Linked DNA regions of Homo sapiens: region 2 is linked to region 1. The links are chromatin contacts, found by Hi-C or POLR2A ChIA-PET in ENCODE. All regions are on one chromosome and are shown on one strand. Each heading gives the region's core, a stretch centred on a gene start or an enhancer-like site at or near the end of the contact. The rest is flanking DNA. Distances are from core to core; before and after follow the strand shown.

Region 1 (3,016 bases), core at 188-2,687:
AAAATACTTTCTAAAAATTCTGATTACAAAAGTAATACATACTTATAAAAAATTCGAACAGAACAAAATGAAAAAAGTAGAAAGTGAAAAGGCCCCTATAAAACCCCTCTGGGGCCCCTCCCCCAATCCCCCCCTCCCCGAAGAGAAACCACATTTAACAGTTTGGTGTATATCTTTCCAAATCTTTTGTTCTATGCATATTAAAAACATACATACTTTGATCTGGCTCAGACTATACATAGTGTTTTGCCACTTGCATTTTACACTTAACATATCTTTGACATCTTTCCATGTCAGTACATGTTGGCTCGATAGTATTCTATCATTAAATACGCTTTCAAAAATGGCAAATCACTTTAAAAAAATAATTCGCACAAGTACGTGTTTATAACTTTAAAAGAAAATGGACAGAATCCTAAAACACAACAACCAACCTCTAAAAACAATCTCTATCTTTCCACCAGCATGGAACAATTTATTCCTTTTTCACACAAAACAAATTATGTGATTGGGGAGATTAACTCTAATCTCCACATTTATATACAGAAAGCTCCATTTGTTAAGCCTATCTGAAAAGAATAAAAAATCCAGATGATTAATTCACTTACACTTAGAAATTAAATCAGTATACTATGAATACACATTGTGTTCAGTTATAGTATGATGCTTCTTATTCTTAGTCTATGGTTTCAATTAAATAACAGTAAAAAAAATGGATAATACAGCTAATACCCTGAAAAATCAAGAAATTCAAAGATTATATTGCCAACTAAAACACTGCCATGTACATTTTTTTTCCTACTTGGTAGCAAATGCTAATGGAATTCAATCCTGATTACTTAAAGTCAGTTCACATCACACATTCAATCAGGGTAATAAGAACAACATAACATGCCTACTATAGAGTTAGATTAAGACATAAAAATTTTTTGCTTGAAAGTAATGACTGTGTAGCACATGGGACACTTGTCAACTGCTTCAGCACATTGTTTACAAGTGACTAGATGTCCACAAGGAACAAAAACGATAGCAATATTTCTATCCATACAGATTTTGCAAAGCTTCTCCTCTTGCAGGCGCCTTAGCTGCTCTTCAGTACTAATCTCTGCAAAAAGAGAAAATAATTATGCTAGTTTTAGACTCTCTTAGTTGTTTAAATTCATTGAAAACATTTATTGAGCCCCTACTACGTGCCAAGCACCCAACAAGTGCCGGGAGATATGAGGATGACTCACCCGTGGCATCTGCTCTTAAATAGCTCACACGCTAGTGGGAGAGGATGTAAGATGAGGCTAGGAGGTTAAGCACAAAGTACAAAGTGATAAGTGCTATAATAAAGTTATGTACAAAGTGCTCTGGGACAAGATGAGAAAACAAGTTCTTCTGCTCAGGCTAGTTGGAGAAGGCTTCACAGGTTGGCAGTGGCTGGATCGGGGGAGGAGGGAAGTGGAGGAGTGACATTTAAGCATGGACAGTCATTTGCCAGGCAGAAAAACAAGGGTTAGGTAAAAGGAGCAGCATATGGAAAGGTCACGACTAATTCCAGAAATAGAGGGATGGATTTGAGGGACACTTCTGAAGTGGGACAAGTAGGATTGGGTGACTGACTGGATATGAGGGCTGAAGAAGAAAGACAAACTAAAGTTGATTACAAGATTGCTAGCTTGGCTGACAAGGATATGGTGATGCCAATAAGAAATATAAAAGGAGGTACAGGTTTGGGATCTTCAGATATTTTTGAGGTGTTTTCAGGACACCCATATAAAAATAACCAGTAGGCAACTGAAGAGTCAAATCTTGAGGTCAGGAGAAGTCAGGGCTAGAGATAGAGATCTGGATGTCATCAGCATATAGGTGGCACTGAAGTACTTGCTTAATTCAGCCTTTCCCAAAATAGTTTTGTGAAATGTGAATAAATATGCCACAAAACATGTGTTTCATGGTCACATATAACAATAATGACAACAGCAGCAGCAGTTACCAGTAATATTGCATAAATAGTACGTGCTAGGCACTATTCCAAATGCATTACATATTTTAACTATACCTTTGTGATCACAACTATTTATTTATTTTAGCATCTTTATAATCATTATGTACCAGTGGTTTCCAAATATGGCCTCACATGAGAATAACCTGGGGCATTTTTAAACCACGGATTTCTGGGCTCCATTCACAGAATCTAAAATTTCTGGGGTTGGGCACACTGGCGTTTGAGAACCACTGTCATCCAGGACAGGGCAGTACAGTACAATATAGGACAGTATAGTCTATGTTCCCTCTTAGAAATGTACAAGGCATTTCCCTATTTAACTATGGGGTTCCTTTTTCATGGCATCCTTTTAACATCCTGCTGAACACTATTCTGAAAACATGTTTGGAAAACAATAGTTTATTCAAGAAATACTTACTGGACACTTAACTAGGTTCTAGGTACTAGGGATACAATTAACAAATACATAAACCTCAGGCCCCCAATAGTTCATAGACAAGTAAAGAACACAAGCAAACAGGAAAGTATAAATGGTATGATGACAAAGGTAATTACAATGTGTTATGAAGAGCACAGGAAGGGTGTGTGTGCGTGTGTGTGCATGCATGCATAAACGAAGGCCTCCTGGAGGAAATTATACCTAAAACTGGGTACAAAAGAATGAATTAGGAGTTTACTAGGAGAAGGAGGCCTTGGGGGATAAGGGCAATGGGAGAAAAGTGTTTTAGGCAAAGGAAACAGCATAAACAAGCTCCAAGGAGAGAGACAGAACGTGGCCTACAAGTGCACAGGCAAAGCTTGGGCACAGAATTTGAGAAAATAGCATGAGATGAGGCTACAAAAGGGTGCCTGATCATGAAAGATTAGGCGAGCCACGTAAAGGAGTTTGGACTTGATCCCAAGGGTCCTGGGAGGCAGTGAAGGGTTTTAAACTAGAGACAGATATGATCACATCTATGTCTCAGAAAGGTTTCTCTGGCTAGGGGGTAGAGGAAAGGATTGTTTAATCTCTTTCTTCTTAAA
Region 2 (3,016 bases), core at 517-3,016, 55 kb before region 1:
CCGCCAACAGCCCGGAGTAGGAAAAAAGACAACAGAAAAAAAGGCAGAGGTTGGACCGCACTAGGTTTCATCAAGAAACCTCGATGATTCCTCTTTCGACACTAACCACTAGGACTAAACAGGAAAAGAAGCTTCGTGCTTAAGCAAGTCCCATCATGGTGGTTTAAGAGTCACTAAATTAAGCTGATAATGAGTCCAATCCACAGAGACAAATACAGGGTGTGGCTGCTGCGAAATACGGCGGTCCGTGGGAGAAAAGGGGTATGGAATTTACACTCCAGTGTGAAGGGAAGATGGGGCTTTATGGTGGGAGAAGGGGGTGGCCCGCGCATTTTAAGGAACCATTGCAAACCAACACAAGCGCCTCGTTTACTTTAAATCTAACCTTACAGATCAAAAGTTTCCAATAGATATATCATGTAAACTGTAAATTACCATTTAATCCAACACCATGGCCCTCAATTTAAAAACTACATCCAAGAGAAAGAAGGAGGGAGAGGGAAGAGGGGTGGTAGGCAACAACATAAAAAACATTCTAGGCCACGGAAGAGAAAGTCTCACAAACCGGATGAAACTACTAATACAATATTAAAAATTAAAGCCGAGCACTGAAGCACGAAAATCACACGATAACCCATTACAGTTAAGGATTAAAAATAAAATGACATATGCACCAAGGGGGAGCGGAAACTAAATGTCGAAAGTACAGCGGTTTATAAAAAACTAAAGGCAAAACAAGACATTCTCGCGACGGGGGGAAAAAAAGGCCGAAATCAACAATACGTTCACAATTCTAGGCCAAAAGAAAATGGGAACGGGGCTCAAAGTTTTGCGGAACTACTTGATGCTGTTTCCCACACCTTCTCTCTCCCACGGCCCATCCGACCCTTTTCGTCCCAAAATCGCCGTCCGCAGATCTCCGGATCCAGGGGAGAAGAAAAAAGAAAGTCGACCCCGAGCAAGAATAAAAGTGTGGAGTGAAAACGCACAGGCTGCCTACCTGGGGCAAGGATCAGCTCAGTTCGTGCCTTGAGAAAGACAGTGCGGGTGGGGGTGGGAATGAAAAGCAGCACTAAAACTAAAACAAAAGTGGCGCCAAAACCCCCCAACAAACAGCCTTCCACTCCCGCCCTTCCCCCCTCCGCCCATGCCAGGCAGGCAGGGCCCCCTTCGGGGCAAGGTCTGCGCGCGGGGGCCAACACCGCCAGACCCCAGCCAATTTAGAAAATTGTTGCCCGAAGAAAACTGACCGAAGTCGGGCCTCGGAAGGGATGGAGAGATCGATGCCAATCGCCTTCCCCAGCAGTTCCCCCACCACGCGCTGGAGATGATGGGGCGGGGGAGAAGCAGAGGGGCCCGTCACATGAATGTTGTTCCCTCTCTAGGAAGGGAGGAAGAGAGGGAGGGAGGGGGGAGGGAGGGAAGGGAGGAGGGGAAGGGAGAAGGGAGGGGGCACGAGGGAGGGGTGTGATCAGAGTAGATTTTCCCTCGCCTCCCTCGGTCCGAGGCCCAAATATACACAACTGAGCCTCCTTTCTCCCCTCCCCCCTAGGTTCCCAGCACCACCATTTTGCTCTCTGCCTTCCCCTCACCGCGACACCGCGCTCTCCCCCACCCCAACCACAGCCTCCCGGCTTTCCTCCCCCGACTACGGCTCGCACCCCACCCCACCTCCAGTTCGGGCTCTCCTAGGCTTAGGAGCCTGCCGGAGAAAAGGAACCTAAATCTACTGCTACACAGAGAAGCGGAGCCTCCATCTTGCGCTGCTCCGCGTTCTCCATTTTGGGCCACCCATGGGGGGGGGGGGTCTCCGTAGAGGCCCCGAGGGAGAGTTGGGCGAGGGAAGGAAGAGAAAATCTTCAGCGAGGGTAGTCGAAAAGAAGAGCCCTGCGGTAGAAAGCCACTCTAGGAGTAGGAGGTAGGGAGGAAGGGGGGCTGGAAGTTCCTTGGAAGTGTTGGGGTAGCGACTTGGGGGGAGAAGGGAGAAAGGAGGGCGGGGGGCGCCGCGGGGGCGAGAAAGATCCTCCCGCCTGGACTCTGCCCCCCGTTCCATGGCTGCCCCCCATGGGGGCGAAGAAAGCAGAGGGGAAATTCAATGGCAACAGAGTGCCCAACCTCTTTCCCTCCCAACTCCTCTCTCTCGCCCTGTTTCAATCATACACACCTCACGGTGGGCCAAGCGCCCTCCGGGTGCCCCTCCAAACTTCTAGAAGCTTCGCCTCCGCCATTTTATAACTTACCTCCCCCCTCAGCGTACACAGAGGCAGCAACGAGACTGTTCGCCTCCCCCACTCCTCCTTCTTTCTCAGGCCGGGGGCTTCTTCACCCCTGGGCTGGTACAAGATATTTTTCCCCTTCCTCTTCTTTACACCCTCGAATTCTACTCAGGGACGGAAGCTCCCGCGGTTCTAGAGCGGTGGGGGGTTTTGAAAGTGGCGGTCGGATCCGGCGGGGTTTTTTTTCTTTTTTTTTTTTTTTTTTTTTTTTTTTTTTTTTTTTTTTTTGGTGGCGCTTCGGGATTGTTTGGGGTGTTCGCTCTTCGGCGACTTGGAGGCGAATGGAACGCGCAGGCGCCATCTGTCGGCCACGAACCCGCGCCCGGCTCCCGTTGGGAGGGAGCGGCATCTAGCGGCAGAGAGTTGCCACTGCAACGCCTGGCTCCCAGCCCTCCCACCCAGCGTCCTCCTCCCAGTCACCGACCAATCGTGGCCGACTGACTCCCGGGTTCAGCGTCTCCGACGCCGCCCGCAAACCAGGCGCCCGCAGGGGCGCGCCGCCGAGTGGGGTAAACAAGGTGCCGTGCCCGCGCCTGACTTACTCATTCGTTTGGCCGCGCTTCCGCCGCGGACCCGATCGAGCCGCGGTTCTTCTGTCTTTAGTGGGGTGTCGAGGGGAGGGCGGTAGGAATGTCCGGCGGAGCCCTGGGCCGTGGGAATCCAGAGGCTGGCTGGGTTCGCTCCGGGACTCGTTCCCCGGGCCCCTCCGCCCCTCGCGAGGCGCTAAGGTGGCAGCCCAG

What was found. Hi-C counts contacts between places; a loop is a spot of excess contacts on that map. ChIA-PET counts read pairs that join two places held with the same protein, here RNA polymerase II (POLR2A). Pooled maps may share reads with other maps.
Region 2: a map of gastrocnemius medialis shows a loop between it and region 1 (2.3-fold over the local background). The contact joins the promoter of STAG2-AS1 here to the enhancer-like site in region 1. A Hi-C loop is called at or near these places in 4 of 168 maps with a recorded cell type or tissue (B cell, Caco-2, Calu3 and 1 more), 1 of 37 single-sample maps with no recorded cell type and 2 of 50 pooled maps. POLR2A ChIA-PET finds 5 or more read pairs at or near these places in 3 of 52 experiments (BJ, CD4-positive, alpha-beta T cell and activated CD4-positive, alpha-beta T cell).

Annotation. Positions count from the first base shown.
Region 1 is chrX:123,905,077-123,908,092 of GRCh38, reverse strand. It overlaps XIAP (X-linked inhibitor of apoptosis), which reads right to left. Exons shown (of 7, transcript NM_001167.4): 7 at 1-1,105. The coding sequence ends at 912. Among named protein-coding and RNA genes, the nearest start is that of XIAP, 47 kb to the right of the region's middle. Within about 2 kb of position 1,437, at least 2 of the 41 ENCODE cell types and tissues checked have a DNase peak (open chromatin) inside an H3K27ac peak, as active enhancers do; they include gastrocnemius medialis, where a contact is called at or near this core.
Region 2 is chrX:123,960,091-123,963,106 of GRCh38, reverse strand. STAG2-AS1 (STAG2 antisense RNA 1) reads left to right here and starts at 1,766. Exons shown (of 2, transcript NR_130770.1): 1 at 1,766-1,918. It overlaps STAG2 (STAG2 cohesin complex component), which reads right to left and starts at 1,401. Exons shown (of 35, transcript NM_001042750.2): 1 at 1,251-1,401. RefSeq lists enhancers at 1-153, 244-343, 1,772-1,821, 2,802-2,991, 2,520-3,016 and a silencer at 1,312-1,451.